Regions from separate parts of the Homo sapiens genome. Here all the other regions are linked to region 1. The links are chromatin contacts, found by Hi-C or POLR2A ChIA-PET in ENCODE. All regions are on one chromosome and are shown on one strand. The core of a region is the stretch at or near the end of the contact, and the rest is flanking DNA. Distances in the headings are between cores, read along the strand shown. Region 1 holds the start of XPNPEP1 (X-prolyl aminopeptidase 1). Region 2 overlaps SORCS1 (sortilin related VPS10 domain containing receptor 1). Region 3 holds the start of VTI1A (vesicle transport through interaction with t-SNAREs 1A).

Region 1 (4,994 bases), core at 1,411-3,910:
ATGAGGCCACCTCTAGGGTCCCTTCCAGATAACTTCGCGATTAAGTGTCAGGGCTAGGAATCCATCCTGCTGTCTGAATGTATGTTACAGTACCACCACTTACTAGCTCAGGGACTTTGGGCAAGGGGCTTAACCTCTGCAAATTTCAGTCTCCTCAACCAGTAAAATGAGGATAAGAGTCCTTCACCCATTGGTTTGTTGTGGGTTAGACACATAGCCTTCAATGAATGTCAGGCAGTGTGACTGTTCCACTTCTTTGAGGATGCAAGGACTGTAGAGCCAGGAGAAGAACCTATATAACTCCTGGTGTTCTCATTCTCTCATGGTAATTCAGTGCTATAACTTCTCCAGAGGTTCTCTTGTTAGAACTTCAAGAGCGAGGCCGGGCACAGTGGGTCATGCCTGTAATCCCAGCACTTTGGAAGGTCGAGGCCAAGGAGTTCAAGACCAGCCTGACCAACATGGTGAAACTCCGTCTCTACTAAATACAAAAAATTAGCCGGGTGTGGTGGCGCATGCCTGTAATCCCACCTACTTAGGAGGCTGAGGCAGGAGAATTGCTTGAAGCCGGGAGGCAGAGGTTGCAGTGAGCTGAGATTGTGCCATTGTACTCCAGCCTGGGCAAAAAGAGCAAAACTCCATCTCAAAAAACAAACAAACAAAAAAACTTCAAGAGGGGAAAGGGTTCCTTTTTTTATCTTGCAAACAGGAACTCAAATCCAGCTCAGGGAATGCAAGGTATTTCTCTCTCTCCCCTGAAGCTGGATGCCGTAAATTCTGAGCCAACTCCTTTTCTTTTAGGCAATGTGATTATTAAATACCTGTCCCCCTTAAGTTTCACTTATCTCTCTCTCTCTTATCTCGTTTTCTCTTATAACTTGATTTTTCCCACCAGCTTTCAGATGTGGGCTGGAACCAGTATTTTATTTACAATCTCTCTGTTTTTGGCTTCATAAATTTGGGGAAATGCAACAGATGTGTGCTGCTTTCCCAGGAAGCACATCTTTAGTTTTTTCATGCTTTAACTACACAGTCTAATTCGGCTTGCCTAAATGCTTATTCAATAACGACTTTGAGTTCTTGCAGGTAGCAGAACCTAGCTGATACAGGTATATTAGGCCTTACACCAAGGTCAAAGCAGGAGGAGGTGCCATTCACCTTTAAAAAAATGTGGTCACTTTCATTTAGTGCCAGGTGTTGTTCTAAGCACCAGGGAAATAACAATGAACAAGAGAGCCACCATCCCTGCTTTTGAGGAGTGCACATTCTGAAACATTCATTTCTGCAGAAAATATATAATGAGAACTTATGACATGTTAGATATTGTTCATCATTAAACAAAACAGAAACAATCTGCACTGATGGTTTTGTTGTGTGCGTGGGTGGTGGCAGGAGAGGGGGAAGAATACAGTACACATAAGTACATTAAAAGAATCCTGTTAAAAGGTGGTAAGTGCTATGGAAAAAATGAAGTAGGGTAAGGCGGATTAGGAATATTGGAATGATTTACAAATTTAAATAGGATGGTCAGGGTAGGTGATACTTGAACGAAGACTTGAAGGAAAATGAGGAAGGGAGCCTCAATATTTGGGGGATGAGCAAGTCCAAAAGCCCTGGGACATGAGTGTACCCTGCTTTTTCAAGGAGAGCCAGGAGGCCATTTCAGCTGAAGAAGAGTGAGGAAGGTGAGAACAGGAGGAAATGTGGCTGGGGGTAGATCAAATGGAGCTTTTATGCTGCGTGAAACGAGAAATTAATGGAAAGTGCTGAGCAAAGAAGTGACCTGGTGTCACGCTTCAAAGGACTGGTCTGGCGGCTTTGTTCAGGCTGGACTGTGCAGGTGCGGGATGGTGAGGGGATATTTGGGGGGCTGCTGTAACCACACGGGTGGGGTGGTACAACCCTCTGATGCACATCAGAGGGTAGGAGGTGGAGGTGGTGTGACACGGCCAGATTAGGGGTCTATTTTGGAGGCAGGGCCAACAAGATTTTGCTGGCAGATTAGATGTGGGGTGTGAAAGAGAAGAGGCAGGGAGGATTCCTAAATTTTGCCTCTTAAGAATAGAGTAGCCATTGATTGAGATGGCAAAGAAGACTGGTGGAGAACGTTTTTGCTTTGCTTCGGTGCATTGGGAGTTCCAGGAGTTCCGTTTGGACGTTAAGTTTGAAGGGGCTATTTACTATCCAAGCGGAGCGGAGAGCTGGATTTTGAAGCTCTCTGGGAACATACTTTTGGGGACATTTCTAAAGCTTGAGACCCTGTTCCAAAGCCTCGAAGACCCTGTCGAGGTTCTTCCGGAGCCGGCCACGTCCCTCTCTTCTCAGCCCTCCTAAATTAAGCCGGAAAATCCCTGGGACAGTAGCCCCTTTATTCGGCAAAGCCCTTTTTCCTCTTTGAGGAATGACGACAAAAACGAACAAAAATGAAGACACTCAGCAGCACTGCGTCCTTTCCCCGCTCGCTGCAGGGAGAGGCAATGCGGACTGGTGTGGAAGGGCAGGCCCCGCTCTGGGCCGCAGGCGCTGCGGCCGCGAACCCCAGGTCCGGGAGTGTGGGCGGGGCCTGCGTGTGGGCGGGGCCGCGGCGCCAGCGCCCGCCACGGGCGAGGGCGTGGCCGACCCGGCGCTAGCCCGCCCGCCCGCCCGCCGGCTCTCGCGCCTCCTTCGCGCCGGCCCTTCCGCGGGTGATCAGCTGGTCTGCGCTCCCCTGACGTGGGCTGGGGCACGTCACCGCCGAATGGCAGCCTCCAGAAAGCCACCGCGAGTAAGGTGAGGGCACTCCGCCGGCAGCCGGCGTCCGGGCAGCGTGCAGCCCTCGCTGCGCGGCCGCGCGTGTTGCACCTCGGCGGGCAGGGACGCGCGGGTGAGGAGCCCGGCCCGCCGCAGTCTGGCGAGGGCCGCGCTCGCCGGAGCCCCGGAACAGGAGCCGGGGGAAGGGGTCCATGAGGCCGGGCGAGATCCGGTTCGTTTCCGGAGGGTCGGTGGGCACGGGGCGGCCCGAGTCTGGTTCCTGGACGCGTATGCCCGCGGAACTGCTGCACTCGGCCTGAGGGGGCGGCGGCCGTCACAGTTCCTGGCCCGCGGGAAGGCCCCGTTCTTGGAGGAAGTTGGCCCCTCTTCGTGTCCGGGGAGGTGGGCGAGCCTTTGCCCTCGCTTCTGTTACCCAGGAATCTAAACCTCAAGTTACAATCTCGACAATACTGACTCCTGCAATTCACTCTACTGATCTGTCACCGCCACAAGGATAGACGGTCGCGGGCCCCTCCCTACCCAAATGGTTTCAGAGGCTGTGTAAGGGAATATTTTGGTATAATCTCCAGGAAAATCCCCCCAGTAGCCTGCCCTGGGCTCTCCTTGGGCATAGGAGGGTGAGACAGATAATTTCCCGGCCTCAAGTTAAACATGTTTTAGTTTATTCCCCTGCCATAACCAGGATGTACTTATCAGAGCCTCTGACAAAGTGGGAGACGGAGAGAGGTGTTCAGAGTTCATGGAGGCCACAGGCCAGACTCCCTGGCCATCCCCAAGGGGTCACCCACCTGCTAACCACTTGAGACATGAATGCACTCACTTTGCAGCATGGCCAGGCTTTCTTGCTGAACACAGACCATGGCTCCTGCTTGTGTTTGTGAGTAGGGGGGTCCCAAACCTACCTTGACCTGGATTTGCCGTTGCCACAGCTTGTTAAGGGTGAGCAGAAAACCAGACCCACCCTGTGGAAGTATGTGGGAGGGGTGGAGAACTTCCATCTGGAAGGAGCTTCCTGTAAGTGAAGTGCTGGAAATGGAGTCAGGCAAGTGGATAATGATGAGTTAGGCTGTAGGCCTCAGGTGGTCTTTAGGGGGCCAAGGTGATCTGTGCTAGATTTATAGACTCACAGCCTTTTAGGAGCAGAAGAGTCTTTTCTACACCAGCTGGTAGAGTCTTTTTTACCTCAAAGGAAAGTCCAGTGAAAGGCTGAGAGAGGGGAAGCCATTTTCCACAGGCGCCTCCCCTACTGGTAGAATTTGAGTGCCATTCCTTGTAAAAGTGAGCACTTCTTTCAGTTTCGGTAATGGAAACTGAACTCAAATTGATTTACCTAAAATGGGGTTGAGCTGGCTTCTAGTGTGGCTGAATCCGGGAGCACCACCAACATTGGCTTCAGACTTCTCTTTATCATCTCTTGGCTCTGATTTATTCAGTATCCGCTTCATTCTCAGGGAGACTTTCTCCTTATGGCAGGTTATGACAGTTCTAGGCTGACAGCCCCAGCAGAGAAGTTGAGCCCTCCTTCCTAATGGAGCAGAAGTCCCTGATCTGATGCTCACTGGGCTGCCTTAATTCTCATGTTCATCTGTGAACCAATCATTATGGCCAGAGGGAGGGATTGACCTGCTTTGGGTCCCAGAGCCTGTTAGGTGTTTGGATAAGACTGCTTTGAACCCCTTGGGCTGAAATGGAGAGGGTACATTCTCAAAAGGAAAACCAAGGTTCCCATCAAAAGGAGGGATGGATTCTGGGTAGACAAAGACAACATTGCTTACTTCCCAACCTTAGAACTTGTTCCAGTTTACCCTTGTCTCATCCACTAGGTGTGATTGAGCATCTTGTTCCTTGTTTTGCCCCATGCTGAACGCTACACATGTGTGATTCCCATGAACTGGGGGTTGCAGGGGGGTGAGGTATTCAGAACCCTGCCAGAATTTCTTGGAAAAAGAGGGAGAAGGCCTTTTCTAGTGCTACCATAACCATCTTATACAAAGATTGAAAGTGCTCTGCATGCTTCTTGCCCCTTACCCACTTTGTGGCTCATCATGAAGTTGAGAAGGTGTAGGTCGAAGAAGTTCTGGGAAGGGTAGGAGCACTGAGCTGGATGTTGGGAGGCTGGAACGCTGGTTCTAGCTCTGTCAGCAGTTAGCTGTGAGGCCTTGAGCCAGTCATTTGATCTTTGTTTCTTGGTTTCCTGGTCTAGAGGAGGGAATTGAGTTGGATAGTCCCTGAGGTATATTCTT
Region 2 (4,994 bases), core at 1,781-4,280, 3.0 Mb after region 1:
GGCTCATGCCTGTAATCCCAGCACTTTGGGAGGCCAAGGCGGGTGGATCACGAGGGCAGGAGATCCAGACTGTCCTGGCTAACACGGTGAAATCCCATCTCCACTAAAAATACAAAAAAAAATTAGCCGGGTGTGGTGGTGGCGCCTGTAGTCCCAACTACACAGGAGGCTGAGGCAGGAGAATGACGTGAACCCCGGAGACCGAGCTCGCAGTGATCTGAGATCGCACCACTGCACTCCAGCCTGGGTGACAGTGCGCGACTCCATCTAAAAAAAAGAAATAAATAAAATAAAAAATAAAAAATCTCCATACTGTTTTCCCAAGAGGCTGTACTAATTTACATTCCCATAAGCAGTGTATAAACGTTTCCTTTTCACCACATCCACGCCAATGTCTATTATATTTTCACTTTTGAAATTTTCTTTCTTTTTTTTTTTTTTTTTTGTTTTTTGAGATGGAGTCTCACTCTGTTGCCCAGGCTGGAGTGCAGTGGTGTGATCTCGACTCACTGCAACCTCCGCCTCCTGGGTTCAAGTGATTCTTCTGCCTCATCCTCCCAAGTAGCTGGGATTACAGGCATGCATCACCATGCTCAGCTAATTTTTGTATTTTTAGTAGAGATGGGGTTTCGCCATGTTGGCCAGGCTGGTCTTGAACTCCTGACCTCAGGTGATCCATCTGCCTTGGCCTCCCAAAGTACTAGGATTACAAGTATGAGCCACTGCGCCCAGCCAAAAATGTTTTTCATAGTTGAAGTTGCTATTGATATCTGGTAAAGTTAATGATGCTCCGTGTGCTCTACAAGTTGTAGAGTCCTCTGTGGGTGTTAGCTATCCTTACTTGGGAGTTGGAGCAGGTAAAACTTGACCTTTGTGCTTTCCTCTGCCATAGCTGGGGGTGGGGGGGCATCCTGGATACAACTGTCTGTTCAGATATCATTGTGTTTCACTATTGGACTCCTTGAGAGTAAGTGTTTAGTTTGCAACTTCTTGGCCTTGTAGCACCAGAGTTACCACATAGTGGTACTCATTAACTAGTTGTTTAATAAATCAATGAATTAATAAATCATTGATTATATTTTAGCTACCATTCTATTGATCCTAAGCCTGGAAATATGCTAAATACATTTTATACTCAGTGGCTGTCAATCCTGCGAACATTAACATCTTCTGGGGGACATTTTAAAATAGTATATGTGTGGCCCCACCCAAGACCAATTGAATCAGAATCTCTAGGACTGAGCCCAGGACACAGGTAGTGTAAAAGCTACCCAGGTGATTTTAATCTGGAAAATACAGAGAATCGATGAACTTTGGCCCATTATTTTTCTGGGGTTTGCTTGACTGAGCTGCTCATTAGTGTTGCTGATACCTTATTTCTGGGCTTCCTAGTTTCAGTGAACATGTTCTCCCATCTTGCCATTTGTCATGGCTAAAATATTCTGCATTTACAAGGATGCAAATTCATCATCTACATGTAATCTCTTTTGCATTTAGACCTGAACACGATCGTGCTGTCCAGGTAAATCATAAACTTAGATCCCTTTGTGGTGTGAAAGAAATACAAATTAGGATGGGGAAAATTAATGTTGACAGAGATCACTGATATGCTTTAAATTGCAGAGGCCCGGGTCTCAGATTGGTTTCAGAATCACAGCTATTGATAATCATTCTATAACATTATAAAGTGAGGAGGCAGTGCCTGGAAAGTGGTTTGAATTGGAGTCTAATCCCCAGTTAAGCATTTAGCTTGCAACTGTGTTGGCACAAACCAGCTAAAATTTACCATTGCTGCGAGGGGAGTGCTCACCTTGAAGGTGCTTCTGATTCTACAGAAGGCAGAGCAGACAAGCTCATTTTGCATGTTTGTCAAGGGTGTCCTTAGAGCAAAACTTGGTCTGGATTTCTTGGAATTATGGTGCTTTGTTTCTCTTGGATAGTTAACATTTTCATTTTCCTGAGTCTTGCTAAGGTGTCATTTTGTCCAAGAAGCAAGCATAAGTTGAGCTGGAGACAGGCATACACACATGTGGTGGGAACTGGGGAGAAAGATCACTATCACTCTAAGGCAGCAAGGTATACCTTTTCTTTGTCACCAGTGACAAAGTTAAATAACAACTTAAGATTCCAGTAATAACACAGGTGACAGTAGTGCTGTGAGTTGCTTCAGGAAAGGGGGATTTGATGCCAAATGCATGGTATCAGGGGAGCAATCAGCAGCCAAATGTGAAGTTATTTTTACTCAAGACAATGCTTTCTACTTTGTTTTTTTAAAAATTTCAGGATATACTCAAATATATCAAAAAAATCATGTAATTCTCAAAAATAATAATATATTTGTAGACTATATTAATACTATAGTATGCTTCTACCAGTGTGTATGGAAGGGGATAAAAATTCACATAACATCAGTGCTTTGTAAATGGGGGATCAAATTGACTAATGATCTGCTTGACACCTTTCCCCATGAGAACATCCCCAGGGTATAACTGTCAACGTCCCCAAACCCTGTGCTTTCCTAAGCTTCCTGGAAGCATTCAAGTCTGTGAATATTACTGCTGTTATGGAAAAATTGGCTTTTGTTTTTCCCCATGAGATATTTTTCCTGTCTTACTAGCATGTATGACCAGCATTTGCAGTGCATTTATCTCCTATTACCCTTTTGTTTTTCTTTTTGCTCTTACCTTTGATTCCAGAAATGTTTTTAAAATAATGGATGATAGTTAATACACAGCATGGCAGGCAGGAAAAATGAACAGCAGTGAGTTCATTTTGATAGACTATGCTGTCTGCAGATAATTTACCAGGGCAGAGTGCTGACATACACAACCCTAAAAAAAGGACTTATCCCTGTTCTTAAACCAAAATCATTCTTGAAAGTTTCCATTATTCATAAGGCAACATCTCTGAAAACTGCAGGGGGCTTTCCCACGATGATGCCTCTGAGCTAGTGGCTCTCTGGTTCAGGAGTTACAAACGAGCAAACATCTGTATTTGTGCACTTGGGGAGATTGCCAGCTTTCAGAGGACTTTACACTGAAGGCCAGCATGGTGAAACAGTTTCCTGTCCTTATTACCAAGTATTTTCCCCACCCGCTTCCATGCTCTTCTCAGTGAGTTCTGACTTCTGAGATTCTGCTCTTGCAGTTGTTTTTGTAGCTCCATTGTGTTGACTTTATTTCATCACTTTTCTGTCCTACTGCTACTGTAAACCCCTTGATGGTAGGACCACGTTTCTTTGTATGTACTGGTTTACTGGAGTGTACATTAAGTAGGCTTATCAACATTGAATTAGTTAATTAACAGCCAAAAAAGTATTTCTGGAGCTCGCTACATAGGATTTAAGTACAAATGCCTCTCAAGTATTTTTGGTCCCTGAGAGTCTTCTAGGAGAAGAAGGGTAGGGCAAGGATTTTTATGAGTCTTCTTAAAATTAGGAAGGAAATTAGACAACCAGTGTATATTTTTCCAGGATTCAACTCCACAGCATGTGGTTTTTCCAGAATCACACGGCTATAATTTGTGGTAATTGGTGGGGATTATAAAACCACAGTTATCAGCATTAATACATTTCATAGCCAGTTCCACCACAGTTGTATCTTAGGAAATTCTGATTGCAAAACTCCCCTGAGATCTGCTGAAATTACCTTTTCTTTGAAGGGCAGATTCCCCATGTCTTGATTGAGAAGGCTTTGAGCAGATGTGGTTTCAGAAGGAGTTAGTGGGGAAGCATTAGAACACTAGGTTCCCTGGACTTTTGAAGAAGTTTCACCTAGAAGCCTTATCTGACTAACCATATTATTAAAAAAAGAAAAAGTTCTGACTCCTAAGAACCATCATATCTTTCCAAATTCTGAAGAAAAAAACCAAAACAAAGCAAGATGAAACAGAATGCACCTGATTCAAGCATGCGATGTTATAAAGCCCTCCTGTGTTGGTGTTGTGCCTGTGAGCTGGCTATTTTCTTGAATGTGAAGATAATAATTTATAATGAGATGCTCAGATACATAAATACACACATGAACATACAATGCCAGCTTCCGTGTATCCCAGTAGCAAAATGAAGCAAGGAGAGCTGAGGGTTCTGCAAATAATTTGTATTCAATATACAGCAGCCCTGCCACTTATTTTGCAGGGTAGCTGATGACTGTTTACCCTAAGCATAAGCATAATGAGTCTGTTAGGAGTGACCTTTCCTGGTGATTTTGTAACCAATCTGTCTTAACCTTTTAATTCATTTTTGTTTTTTTGTTTTTTTTTTTTAGAGACAGAGTCTCGCTCTGTCGCCCAGGCTGGGGTGCAGTGGCACGATCTCGGCTCACTGCAAGCTCCGCTTCCCGGGTTCACGCCATTCTTCTGCCTCAGCCTCCCAAGTAGCTGGGACTGCAGGCGCTCAGCACCACACCCGGCTAATTTTTGTACTTTTTTTAGTAGAGACGGTTGGTATTTTTTTAGTAGGGATGATTTAATATGTCTCATCACCGTGTTAGCCAGGATGGTCTCAATCTCCTGACCTTGTGATCCACCCTCCTCGGCCTCCCAAACTGCTGGGATTACAGGCATGCGCCACTGCGCCCGGCCATCATTAATTTTCTTAAGCAAAAGAGGTCCTCCCATCCATTCTCTGTTAGCAAGCATTCATTTTATGCCATATTCGAAATATTAGTTTAGGATTTTTAATGACCATACTCCATTTATTTTCATCTTTCTTGCTGGGATCTCAGCAACCAAGTGCTCTGATTAATACGTGTGTGTGTGTGTGTGTGTGTGTGCACGTGCACATGCCTGTGCCCTCACAATTGTGTGTGGTCATTTGTTTGTTATAGGAACCTTGCTGACTACTCCAAAATTCAGCCAGGAACAGCAGCTTAAGTTGACGAAGTTTGATTTCCCATAAACTCAGGCTACTAAAACAATGGAGGGAAAATGAACCAGAAAGCCTGCAATGTAGGCGTTTTTTGGTTGATCTGCTTTTCCAGAAGCTGATTAGCACT
Region 3 (4,994 bases), core at 1,492-3,991, 2.5 Mb before region 1:
TACACTCCAACGTGGGCGATACAGCAAGACCCCATCTCATAAAGAAAAAAGAATTATGATTATTCAATAATACAAGTCAGTAAGCATTCTTCCAGAGCCAGCAATGCAGTCTCCTTTCAATTGTAATGAAGCTCCTGTGTTTGGGCCTTATATAATACTACAGCTAAGGAAAGACATAGTTTTTTTTTAATTTATTTATTTATTGAGACAGTTTCGCTCTTGTCGCCCAGGCTGGAGTGCAATGGCGCAATCTCAGCTCATCGCAACCTCCACCTCCCAGGTTCAAGCGATTCTCCTGCCTCAGCCTCCTGAGCAGCTGGAGTTACAGGCATGTGCCACCACGCCCAGCTAGTTTTGTATTTTTAGTAGAGACAGGGTTTCTCCATGTTGGCCAGGCTGGTCTCAAACTCCCGACCTCAGGTGATCCGTCTGCCTCGGCCTCCCAAAGTTTTGGGATTATAGGCATGAGCCACCGGGCTCTGCCCAGTTTTATTTTTAAGGTACTGAATTCAAAAAGTTTCCTTCTATGTGTTAAGAATTGTCACATTAAAATATAAAGGCAAGAAAAAAATTGTAACACGATCTGTTTTCTTGGAAATTTACAACTTTGCATCCAAGGATGATTTTGTTACCTTGTAAAACAGCTTCCCAATACAAAAACTAATAACCCAAAGAAATGTTTCTACTGCTAAAACAATTACAATTAAAAATGAGTAAAACTCTAACTGGAACCACAAGTCCTGATACTCTGAGGCTCTGGGACTCAATTCAAAGGAAGTAGTCTCCAACAATAACAAAAATCAAGACGATCTCCGGCAGTGGAGAAAAGCAGAACTGAAGAGAAGAGGCGAGGTGATGTATCATGAAGAGATGAGGCCATCAGCCACTTTCGACACAAAAATCTCTGAGGCAGCAGAGCTTGGTGGTATATACTACCTTGGTTCTCTCCTCTTGTTCCCTTACTTGGACTCATAAACCTCTTTAAGACATCATCCATCTCCTCCAGAACTAACTGGGGACTTCAGGAGATGAGTGGGGTATAAGTTCAGAGATCCTGGCTTCAAGCAAATATCCCTATTAACAGAAAATAGGTGAGGGGAAGAAAAACAAAGAAATAAGGGAAGAAAATTACTTATAAACACATAAGTTTTGGGGGAAGTAGGGAAAGGGAAAGAGGAATGACAACTTAGGTCCGGGAGAAATTATTGCTAGTACCAGGACAAGTGGGCAAGTGAAGTGCCCACCAATCCGCAGATTAATGAGCACATCCACCTTTCTACACTTTATATCCTGGAGCTAGGGTAGGGACAAGTCTAGCAGCCAGATGATGGTTCAATTTCCCTAACAAAACTAAACAAAAATGTAAAACCCTTTTCTGTAACTAACTACTCTAATCTGTAGAGAAAGATAGTCCCCGAATCAACATTGTACAAACCATAGTTACAAAAGATCATATTTATATTCACCTGCTCATTCACTTATTTTCCTGAGCCCCTAATAAGTAAACGCCAAGGAAATCAGACACAGCTCCCACCTTCACATAGTTGACAGTCTAGCATAGAAAATAAGATGTGCTAAAACACAAAAGGAAACACAAAAACAAAAACATTTCCAGATGGGAGATGTGAAATTTTTAAGTGTGAAAAATTATCTTGTACCAAGTTTTACATGAAACTGGGTTATACAATAAATCCCCAAGAAGGATGAGAAACAAGAAATGGGGGTGGGGGGTATGAAAAATACTAATGCTAATACAGCAACTAACAACACCAAAAGTGACTTTAAATATGTTATATAAATTTAATCTACCTAACAACCCCATGAGAGAAGTACAATTTTCCCCCATTTACTAAGAAGGAAAGTTGAAAGAGACTAAGAAGTCTGTTTAAGAGGCACAACTTTTATTTTATTTATTTATTTGAGACGGAGTTTCACTCTTGTTGCCTAGGCTGGAGTGCAATGGCGAGATCTTGGCTCACTGCAACCTCCGCCTCCCGGGTTAAGAGGCACAACTTCTAAGTGACAGAGGTAGGATTTGAATCTAGGCACCCTGATTCTTACCTCTATTTTGCCGCATATAATTATAACAATATTATTACTAACACAACAACGCCGCTGTAGATTGTAGATCCATAGGCTACATACTTTCATTCATTTTCTTTGAATACTCACATGTCTATAATTTACAAATGAAAACATTAAGACTCTTAAGACGTTAAGAAACGTTTCCAGGTTATGCAAGTTACAAGAAGGTAGAGCCGGGATTCGAACTCAGATGGCTCAGATTCCGAAGGCTCTTTTCACGGCACCCCACACCCGAACTTGACTCCTTACCCTCAACCAAGCCAAGCCGTATCCCTCCTGGGAACAGCCGGCACCACCCACTCCAGCCTCGCGCCTCATAGACACACTTACTCGGGCGGCGTTCCACCGCCCGCACCCTCCCAGCTCTCCCCAGCACCCTCGTCCAGCCGGGCAAGGCTCTCACCAGGCGGGAGTCGTGGGACCCTCGCAATCTTGCTGGTGATCTCTGCAGTGAGCACCGCGAAGTCCTGCTCGTAACCTTCGAAGTCGGACGACATGGCGGCTCCGGAACGAGTAGCCCAGGCCAAAGCCTAGGTCAGGGAAAGGGCCTCGAGGGGCAGCGAGGGGCCCCGCGGCTTAGGAACCCCGGAAGGTGCCCCCGAGAGCAGAACGGAGAACCGGGGACAGCTCTCAACCCAGCCGCTTCCTGGTTGTTCGTCGCAATCTCGGTTCTCCGGAAATTGGGTTGCGTGCGTGCTTTATTTTCCGCTCCGACTTTAAGATAAGTAAGTTCGCAAAGGAAAAGCGCCCCAATTAGTGCCTCCCCCCAGAAAAGCGTATGAAAATATGCAAGTTCTGAGGGATCATTAGAAGCGTTTTTTCCCCCCTTCGTGTTCTGGGAATCGGCTCCGGATCCACACGCTACAAGGCACAGCAGCTTGCTTCCGGAGGGAGGTTTGAGGCGGCGAACCTCCGGAAGTGACAGTAACAGAGACTGCGCAGGGGGCCTGAGCGGGAGAGTCCTGGCGAGGGCGCTGGCCGAGAGGTGCTCGGCTTGTAGCAGGTCCCGCACTCCAGCCTCTCGCTGCCAGGGTTTGCTCTCTGCTTGTCCTGGGCTGAGGTGTCCATGACGGAGTCATCCAAGGAGGAAAAAATCTGTTCCGGGTGAGCCCAGGCCGCCCCGGATATGCGATGGCTGAGGAGCAGACACCAGGGACCACACTGAGGTGGGAGTCAAGGCAGGGAATATAAGCACGATTTTGGTGGTCTTTGTCCCACCAGAGTGGGAGCAGGCTCTCCTGAATGTTGAGACCAACCTGGCTTACCAGGATATTTCTTCCTTGGGTGAGGATTTATTTCTAAGCCCTCTGCTCCATGACTCGGGCGGGAAACTGAGGCACAAGTCAACAGCGTCTGCTGCGTGGTAGTCTGTATTATCCATGTAGCTCAGATCCTCTTCCAGATCTTCAGATCCAGTCCAGGCAGAGATGCCCTTCCACAAATCTCTCCGGAGCTCGCCGCCCTGCCTTCCATTTCCCTCGCTCCTGGAGGCACTTCCTCTTCTTTCTTCCCTCGAATCTTCTAATTCAGGTTCTTCTCATATACTCTTCTGGTCATAATTTCACACACACCACACACACTCTCGCTCTATCTCCTCCCTTCCTTTCCTTGCATGCTCTCTTTGCTTTCACTGTCGCTCCTTTACTTTTGGGCCAAATTGACTGTTCTCTTGATGTTTGGGTGGCGGGGTGGAGGAGACTGCAGGCAAATGGCATAGACCATGTCTGACTCATACTTGGCTTAATTCAAGACTTCATAAGAGGCAGCTTAGAATTTCATAAAGGGAGGTCGTTGACTTGCCTTCTATTCTGGTTCACCTGTTACTTGTGACCTTGGTCTAATCACTCAGCCTCTCTAAGACAATTTCTGTTCTATGAAGAAGGAAACTGAATTAGATCAACTCTAAGGTCCTAAAATTCTTTGTCTTCTCAAACTATTCACTAAGCGTTGGATGGTGACAGTCCCCTGACAAGCGGAGAAGGAATAAAAAAAACTATTTTGGAATCGTGTATCCAGTTTGCATGCCATTCAAACTTGTACCATATTTTGGATAAGTCAAAAGTAGTTCTTTTTGACATTTGACAAGATATGCATCCCAAAGTGTAGTGCACTTGTGAGATGCTGTTGTGTAGGTGTTTATTGTAGTTAACAAGTATGGTATGCAATAAAGGTTTTGTTTTGTTTTGTTTTAACTGAACTTTCCCATTTTGTTTTCTTTAGGTTGGGTTTCAGACCAAGACACTGGATTCTCCTAGTTAAGATAAAGAGCTTTGGGTGCCTGACAGTGAAAATGGTGTAATCTGCGTTAACAGTTCACAGCTTGAAGGCATGACAATTAAAGAACACACATGGACTTGTGGCACATGGAAATGTGCGCACAGAAAAAGGAAATCTATAATTCTTTTAAAGTAGGAAGGCATTCTTCCTTGCCAAAATGGGTACATTCTGTTCGGTTATCAAGTTTGAAAATCTACAAGAATTAAAGAGACTGTGTCACTGGGGTCCCATCATAGCCCTTGGTGTTATAGCAATATGTTCTACCATGGCCATGATTGACTCTGTGTTGTGGTATTGGCCCTTACATACAACTGGAGGAAGTGTGAATTTCATCATGTTGATAAATTGGACTGTCATGATTCTTTATAATTACTTCAATGCCATGTTTGTCGGTCCGGGCTTTGTCCCTCTGGGGTGGAAACCGGTAAGAAAGATTCTGTAAGACAATGAACTTTAATGATAATCGTATATTTGGTTTTTGCCTTATCTACTAACCAATAATACCAAACACAGCCTACTGTTTGTCCTCACAGAGACTAAGTATATTACTCTAATCACTGATCATTTAGGCTCGGAGACTTTATTTCATATCTGTTTGAACACATTGATCCAAAATAGCATTTTCCAAAGCA

Evidence for each region. A loop is a pair of places that touch in the nucleus more often than their neighbours do. ChIA-PET counts read pairs that join two places held with the same protein, here RNA polymerase II (POLR2A). Pooled maps may share reads with other maps.
Region 2: a loop to region 1 is called in a map with no recorded cell type, with 5 times the contacts of the local background. The contact joins the enhancer-like site here to the promoter of XPNPEP1 in region 1. A Hi-C loop is called at or near these places in 6 of 37 single-sample maps with no recorded cell type and 4 of 50 pooled maps.
Region 3: a map of B cell shows a loop between it and region 1 (6-fold over the local background). The contact joins the promoter of VTI1A here to the promoter of XPNPEP1 in region 1. A Hi-C loop is called at or near these places in 2 of 168 maps with a recorded cell type or tissue (B cell and CD4-positive, alpha-beta T cell), 1 of 37 single-sample maps with no recorded cell type and 7 of 50 pooled maps. POLR2A ChIA-PET finds 5 or more read pairs at or near these places in 1 of 52 experiments (CD4-positive, alpha-beta T cell).

Annotation. Positions count from the first base shown.
Region 1 is chr10:109,921,177-109,926,170 of GRCh38, reverse strand. It overlaps XPNPEP1 (X-prolyl aminopeptidase 1), which reads left to right and starts at 2,660. Exons shown (of 21, transcript NM_020383.4): 1 at 2,660-2,769. The coding sequence starts at 2,738. RefSeq lists a silencer at 2,445-2,984.
Region 2 is chr10:106,929,552-106,934,545 of GRCh38, reverse strand. The region is part of intron 2 of SORCS1 (sortilin related VPS10 domain containing receptor 1); the gene reads left to right. Among named protein-coding and RNA genes, the nearest start is that of SORCS1, 230 kb to the left of the region's middle. Within about 2 kb of position 3,030, at least 3 of the 41 ENCODE cell types and tissues checked have a DNase peak (open chromatin) inside an H3K27ac peak, as active enhancers do.
Region 3 is chr10:112,444,962-112,449,955 of GRCh38, reverse strand. It overlaps VTI1A (vesicle transport through interaction with t-SNAREs 1A), which reads right to left and starts at 2,741. Exons shown (of 8, transcript NM_145206.4): 1 at 2,489-2,741. The coding sequence starts at 2,582. It overlaps ZDHHC6 (zDHHC palmitoyltransferase 6), which reads left to right and starts at 3,042. Exons shown (of 11, transcript NM_022494.3): 1 at 3,042-3,251; 2 at 4,306-4,786. The coding sequence starts at 4,520. RefSeq lists enhancers at 2,676-2,935, 3,136-3,255.